Linked DNA regions of Mus musculus: regions 2 and 3 are each linked to region 1. A link is a loop called in an ENCODE intact Hi-C map of the cell type or tissue named here. Cell type or tissue: left cerebral cortex. All regions are shown on one strand.

Region 1 (2,500 bases):
ATCTATTACTTCACAAATTGTCTCTTTAGAAAATATTGCAAGTTCATGTTATGATATCTGTTCTACCTGTTTAAAGACTATTTTAGAAATAAACCAACAGAGGCCAGGAGAGATGACTCAGTCATTCCAAGAACTTGCTGCTCTTCCAGAGGTCCTGGCTTCCATTCTCAGTACCCACATCAGGTAGTTCAAAACCACCTGTAACTCCACTTTCAGAGAGTCCAATGCTCCCTTCTGAATACCAATACTTATGTGGCACATATCCACAGACTCAGACACTCACACAAGCATACACACACGCATGAGCACACACACACACACACACTATACACACAAAGATAATAAACAAACAAATAGCTGCAGAAATGATGATATGGCCTAGAGTATGGTTTCCAGGGTAAAATCTGTACCTGGAACCAACAACATCAGCACCACTTAGAAACTTACTAGTGATACATATCTTCAAGTCCTTTCAGAGACCTGCCTAATCACATGCTCTGGAGAACTGACTGCACTATCTGAAATTTAAAATATCCTGTTGATTCAGATTCACAAGCAAGTTCAGGACGTTCTGGCCAAGAGCAGGGGTAAGATAAATACCAGAGTCCAAAGACTAAACCTGCCCACATATTATCTGTGTGTTTTTGAACCATCATAGTAATAGATAGTTTTGATAAACACAGTAAGTCTCATAGAATGTAAACATTTACTAATTGACTACATAAAATATTTGCAAACCCTTATTCTATAGAATGGAGGATCCTTTAGGTTATGTGTTTCCTTACCATTGGAGATACAAAGAATATCTTGAGAATTTACACTTTGACCAGTGCAATTTGATGAAGTGTCTGTGAAATTGAAGTTCAATTAAATATATTAGTGGGAGTTTCACTAATGATGAAATTTTGTAGGGAATATATGTTGACTATTCTTATGTACTCATCGTATTTCAGAAACAAACATTAAATAAAACTATTCTTATAAATGAAAATGGATCACAGAGAGTTCGTTTATCTTGCACTGAGACAAAATAAATCTAAAGGGTTCCACCTGCTGGCAGAAATAAAAAATTACTCTAACATAAAATCTACATTTAAAAGATTGTCTGGTTTAACAGAAATGATAATTTTGGAACTTTAAATAATAAAAAAGACAAGTATGCGGTCCATTTGTTTTTTAAAAAACAGCAATTTTAAAGAAAGAATAATCCGGCATTAACTAGGGAAGCAGATAACCCGGCCTGATCAGAGGCACAAGTCCCTTCCGGTCCACTCCAGCACCGGGATGCCTTGCCTGCGGAGTCTCCGGACACCCGCAAGGACGCACACAGGATCCCCCTCGGGATCCTAAGACCTCTGGTGAGTGGAACACAGCGTCTGCTCCAATCCAATCGCGGGACCTGAGACTGCATTAACTAGGGAAGCAGCTAACCCAGCCTGATCAGGGGCACAAATCCCTTCCGGTCCTCCCCAGCACTGGGGTGCCTTGCCTACAGAGTCTCTGGACACCCGCAAGGACCCACCAGGATCCCCCTCCGAATCCTAAGACCTCTGGTGAGTGGAACACAGCATCTGCTCCAATCCAATCGCACAGGACCTCAAACTGCATTAACTAGGGAAACAGATAACCAGGCCTGATCAGGGGCATAAGTCCCTTCTGGTCCACTCCAGCACCGGGGTTCCTTGCGCGCAGAGTTTCCGGACATCCCCAAGGTCCTCACAGGTCCCTCCACGGAATCTTAAGACCTCTGGTGAGTGGAACACAACCTCTTCCAGGAGGGAGGTTGGAACACCAGATATCTGGGTATCTTCCCTGCAAGAAGAGAGCTTGCCTGCAGAGAATACTCTGACCACTGAAGCTAAGGAGAGAGCTAATCTCCCAGGTCTGCTGATAGAGGCTAACAGAGTCACCTGAGGAACAAGCTCTAACCAGAGACAACTATAACAACTACCTTCAGAGATTACCAGATGGCGAAAGGCAAACGTCAGAATCCTAACAGAAATCAAGACCACTCACCATCATCAGAATGCAGCACTCCCGCCCCACCTAGTCCTGGGCACCCCAACACACCTGAAAAGCAAGACCCGGATTTAAAAGCATATCTCATGATGATGGTAGAGGACATCAAGAAAGATTTTAATAACTCACTTAAAGAAATACAGCAGAACAGAGCTAAACAGTTAGAAGACCTTAAAGAGGAAACACAAAAACTCCTTAAATAATTGCAGGAAAACACGAACAAACAGGTGATGGAATTGAATAAAACCATCCAAGACATAAAAAGGGAAGTAGACACAATAAAGAAAACCCAAAGTGAGGCAACGCTGGGGATAGAAATCCTAGGGAAGAAATCTGGAACCATAGATGCAAGCATCAGCAACAGAATACAAGAGATGGAAGAGAGAATCTCAGGTGCAGAAGATTCCATAGAGAACATCGGCACAACAATCAAAGAAAATACAAAACACAAAAAGATCCTAAATCAAAACATCCAGGAAAT
Region 2 (2,500 bases), 760 kb before region 1:
GTGATCCGAGGGACTCAGGCTCCATGTTGAGGGCATCTATAACCACAGAGAGTGGAGTAGTTCCTAGAAGCCAAAAGGATCAGAGAGTCAAGCAATGCCAACTACAAAGCTCACTATGGACCAAGGATGTGACCCCTTCCCTAGATTTCCCATGTCTTGTACAAATCTGGGGAGGGGAAGACAGTCTTGAGACTTCATTAGGTTTCTATATAAACTGGTCACCCAGGAGTCTTAGGTTTAATTTTCTTAAGAAAAACAAGGAAATGGTTCACATATTTGAATGTTTAAGAATATAGCTGTACTTTACACACATACTAGATAGTTTATAATGACAGTAAGTTAATGCCTTCCCCATTTTCCCTTGTGCCTGTCTTACAGCCATAAGACAGCTCTACCTTACCTACTGCAAATACAAGTACAACTCTAACTGTAACTGAAAGAACACAGGTTGCTAACTGGATCCCTGACACTGTCCCACACATTCCCCCAAAGGGGTAGGTGTTCTCTTTGGTTACTTCTCCATAACAGACACTGTACAGACACTGCTGAGAATAAGTGGAGCTCAGGGCTCATTTGCTCTGAGGTGAGCCTACCCGTTGTTCCAGGAGGTCCTTCTAGTCCCTGGTGGCCCACATCTGTTCTTCCTCTTGGGTTTTGTTTTTAATTTCCTTACTCTCTCATTAGTTAATAACCATGGCTCTGTCTTCACCATGAACTTATGGTTTATGAACTTACCTCACTTCTTTTAAACCACACTCATCTGTTTATTATTTCTGATCTCTGTTAAGTTATTCTCAACTTCCTGACTTCATCTGTCCTAAGAAATATTCTACTAGGCCCTTCTGCCACTGACGATTCAGTGGATGCCAAAGATGGCGAGCCACGTTTATATGAAAGGGAAAGAGACACCTAGTCTGGAAAGTGAGGTAGAAAATTATCAGGCTCCACTCTTGCCTGACCCAGGGAAACCAGTGCTTGGTAGTAGATGCTAGAAGCTATCTATCAATGGGTGCTGACAACAGCTCTTTATATTTATGTTAACAGTGTCGGGGATTGTTTAGAATATTTTCACTTGCTGGCCACTGGGTGTCCTCATTTACAAAGTAAATATGCAACATTTAGTGCAGGTCACCAGGGAGAATAAAAGCCACTAGTCTTCTCTTTGGCTTTTCACATACTGGGTCTAAATTTATTGCTAAACTCACAACCAGGTTGTATATTAGTAATGTTTAAAAGTTTTCAGGTCAAACTGTTAAAAGTTTTTAAACCAAAAACAAGTTATTCAGTGTCCAGACAGGAATTTAAAAGGCTGTTTCTTCACAGAAGGGACTGTGATGCAGCCATTAGAATGAGCCCTTATTCCTCTGAAAACTGGCATGAGACTGTGACTATCTGCAGAGATCCAGCATAGAGAAGCAGAGAAGATCTTAATTTATTCTCAAAAAGAGAGAGAGAAAATACCAAATATCTCTATGGGATATTTGTTAGATTCTTCTTCTTTTTTTTATCTTGACTTTTCTGAAAAGTAATTAAAAATAATAATGAGAAAGATAAAATATGTCCTTTGTCTGAGAAGCCCAAAATAATGTAAAAAATAGCACAACGTGCTGGGTCAGCATCATGACTATTAATCATTTCACATTTGAAGCCAGAGAACAGAGTCGGGCCTTTGTGGACCAGTTATTTCATCTATAAATGAAGATGTTTATGCTCCATGGGGTTGTCTTGGGAGAAGCCAAGCAGAGTCCTAAGGCACACTGGGCTCCTGGGATGAGAGACTGCATATGAGAGGGGCTGAGGACATTAATAACATTCTGTGGTTGCATCACAGCTGTGGATGACTTCGCTCTGATGGCAGATACGAATCAAGGCCAAAGCTTGTACAGCCAACAAATATTTCCTGGCTTGGTCATTCTAGGGCTCTGAGGTCGACATGCTCTTGCAACCACTTTCTATGCGTGCTGATCTGATTTTCTGCTTTTCCACAACTCTCCCTGTCTCCTCACTTTGCTTATAGTAATGAAGGAATTCTTTCCTTTTCACGCCAGAAAATATTTCTGCCCTACAATCCTGCTAACTCCTCAAAGTGGAGACAGAGCTACTATTAAGAGTAGAAGGGGACTTGCCTTCAAATGTCATACTTGGCTAATTAGCTAATCTTTCTCAAAAGTAAACTTCGCTGGGATAATTTTTTCACTAGTGTACATCTCTGCTTAATTATTATTCTTTGGCATGTCATTTTGGTATATAAATTATCAACATGATCCTGTGCCATAACTGGTAATTTATACAGATAATATCAGGGAAAGAGGAAGCTCTCTGAGCTATTCACTGCTTTTCAGAGATAGATGGTCTTGCCTTTGCTGGCTTTGCTTACCAGGGTTTTTGCTTGTAAAAGACCACCCACTCCTGCTGCCAGGACAGCAATCTATGGCTCTTAATCAATAGTTAAGTGCACAACAATGCACAATAGCTGGGTCACTCTCATCCTGTGACTGTA
Region 3 (2,500 bases), 330 kb before region 1:
TTAATGAATGCCAACAGCTTTCCCCATTACTTTTAAAATTTGATTATATAATACTTCTGTGAACACTAACAGATAAAACTATCAGAACACATGAATCAGAAGCAGAGTCTCACAGGAACAGTTTCTAGTAATTCTAGAATATTAATCTGACTGAAGGGTCAGTCACAAGTAAACAGTGTGGCACAGTGTTTCTAGAATAAAGAGATCTCATTACATAACCATGGATTTATCTCCTGTCTGGAAGCAACCCAGAAAGTAACTTATTCCCTTATACAAGAGTGGAGACAGAGTAAGAGAGGGACTAGTAAGACACACACTTTCACTCTAAGCATGAAGAATTGTCCAAAATCAGTGAGAATGAGCGTATGTGATCACATTACAGCCTCTTTAATAATGGGGCTATTGTAGCATATGGACACTAAAATGAGCACAAGGAGTCTCTGTTGTGCCCAATACTGCCATTATCCACTTGAACCATCTTGCCAAGTTGCTTAACATTTAGGTACACCAGGGCTTTGCTTCTGTTTGTCTGAAGTGGAAAGATCTAGATCTCTAAGTTCCCTTCCAACGGTGGCACTTTATGTCAACTTGTTTATAAATTCAAGTAATAATTAACCTTGTATCAATTGTTATATAACAGTTACTAATCTAAGTGAATGACATATTCACAGCTCAAACTAACACAGTTAAGACAGTCTCTTTATATTCATCTTTCTAAAATACAAGAGTACATATATAATTATATTTACTCATTCTTTACATTTTAGAAGTATTTATTTTTCAATGCTCATCAATTATTTATAAAATTCAATTTAATCATTAAATAAATGTATATGGTATACTCTGGTCAAATCTAGAGTTTTGTTATCTACTCCTCACATGGTCGTCATCCCCCCAAATCACCTTAATAACCTTGGCCATATTCCTCATATTGGAAATACAAAAATGCTCCTGGCTGTATTATAGCAGATCTCAGAGTACAAATGATTTACAGACTTCTATTGCTTATGTTCCCTTAACTAGTTCTGAAAACCATTTTAACAGACAATAAAGTTAGTTGGCCATTGACTGGTCTTTTATGAGTGAAAACAAAGCCATGAGAACGATGGACCCCAGGTCCTAGCCCTTTCACTCGGAGACACTTTCCAAGCTTGCCGCCTTCGCTGGGATCTGCTGATCACTAAGGCCAGACAGTAGGAAGCCAGGGTGCACACACTGGAAAATTAAAGGTCATTAGAAAGGGATGGTGAAGGTCAAGAGGAAGTCCCTAGGCCTATCACAAAAGTCTCACTAGAGGGTGCTCTTGGGCTTTTATGAGTTCTCCAGTCTTCAAAAATAAAATCAAGTATTGCTTGGAGAACATAGTCTGCTTCAGCATAAATTGGACTCCATTATGGAATCCAGATCTTCTACTTCAATACAGATATAAAGATGTAAAAAAAACCCAAACCTTTCACTTGTAGTCATCTTGTTCTATGGGTTGTATACATAAGATTTCAGAAGATCTTTGGGGTCTCCAGGTCGACATTCCAGTAACACTGAACATATACTCAAAATCCCTTTTTACTTTCTTTTTCTTTTTTTTCATTTACTTATTTATTCATTTTACATACCGATGACATTTTTAACAGCTGTTTTTTTTAAAAATGATATTAGTAGTCTGTGTGTGCGGATGCTGTGTCCAACACCAACAAAAAAAGGTGGCTGGAGAGACAGCTGTGGGTGCTGGGAACCAAACCCTTATATTTTTGGTTGTGAGCCTAGCCTTTAAAGGCTGAGCCATCTCTCCAGCCCATCAATATTTCTTGACTCTTCTTTACATATAAAATAATTTTATGGTTTTTATATATCACAATAAATTTTAAAATCTACTGCTTGTGCTAGAATTTGTCTATAGATATGGTCTTGCATTTTTGAATTTTAATATTTATATTATCATTCTAATGATTCCTTCTTTCAATAGAGCATATAATTTCCCAACCTGTATTGAGAAAATAGAAATGGTTTATTACTATGTTGCATATTTTTAACATTTATTATATTTATTATATTAGGAAGGACAAAATGGTTTTATCTTTACACATTAAAAAGTAGAAATGGCATGTACAAGATCATGATTTCTCTAAAGACCTAAACTGACTAGATGAGTACTTTATCATTGTGAAATAAGGATTCTCTGCTCTGCTTCCAGTCATTCTGGTACCTGCAAAACTTGTCACACACACTGTCAGATATGGTAGCTTTAGCATCTTTAGGTTTGGCAGTGGAACTCAGAAGACGATTTGGATTACAAAGATTTGCCAGAACTTCCAATTTAGCTAAACTTAACGATTCATTACCCCTTACCTGAATTATGCTCATGAGTTTCTCTTTAAAATCTATCTGCTTGAATATTTTTGACAAAAAATTTCAAGGTTATATAGTAGCCATTTATAATGCATGAATCAGTTTAAAATGTTAAATTCTCCATTTGATATCAGATGCATCTGTACTCTACGGA

Evidence for each region. Hi-C counts contacts between places; a loop is a spot of excess contacts. Peaks named below come from ENCODE experiments on the same cell type or tissue, not always from the same donor. Only the 100,000 strongest peaks of a DNase experiment are listed, where the experiment ranks them.
Region 2: it touches region 1 in a loop (3-fold over the local background); 10 of 42 quality-filtered maps call a loop at or near these places.
Region 3: it touches region 1 in a loop (4-fold over the local background); 17 of 42 quality-filtered maps call a loop at or near these places.

Annotation. Positions count from the first base shown.
Region 1 is chr16:42,834,679-42,837,178 of GRCm38, reverse strand. The region is part of intron 1 of 4932412D23Rik (RIKEN cDNA 4932412D23 gene); the gene reads left to right. Among named protein-coding and RNA genes, the nearest start is that of 4932412D23Rik, 40 kb to the left of the region's middle. In left cerebral cortex, a CTCF peak has its summit at 1,044 (motif pointing left); no DNase peak of the experiment used is centred here.
Region 2 is chr16:43,591,600-43,594,099 of GRCm38, reverse strand. All of the region lies in intron 9 of Zbtb20 (zinc finger and BTB domain containing 20), which reads right to left. Among named protein-coding and RNA genes, the nearest start is that of Mir568, 48 kb to the left of the region's middle. In left cerebral cortex, a CTCF peak has its summit at 1,083; a DNase peak (open chromatin) is centred at 1,094; H3K27ac peaks cover 624 bases.
Region 3 is chr16:43,167,453-43,169,952 of GRCm38, reverse strand. All of the region lies in intron 2 of Zbtb20 (zinc finger and BTB domain containing 20), which reads right to left. Among named protein-coding and RNA genes, the nearest start is that of Gm25873, 42 kb to the right of the region's middle. In left cerebral cortex, a CTCF peak has its summit at 1,300; a DNase peak (open chromatin) is centred at 1,266; H3K27ac peaks cover 181 bases.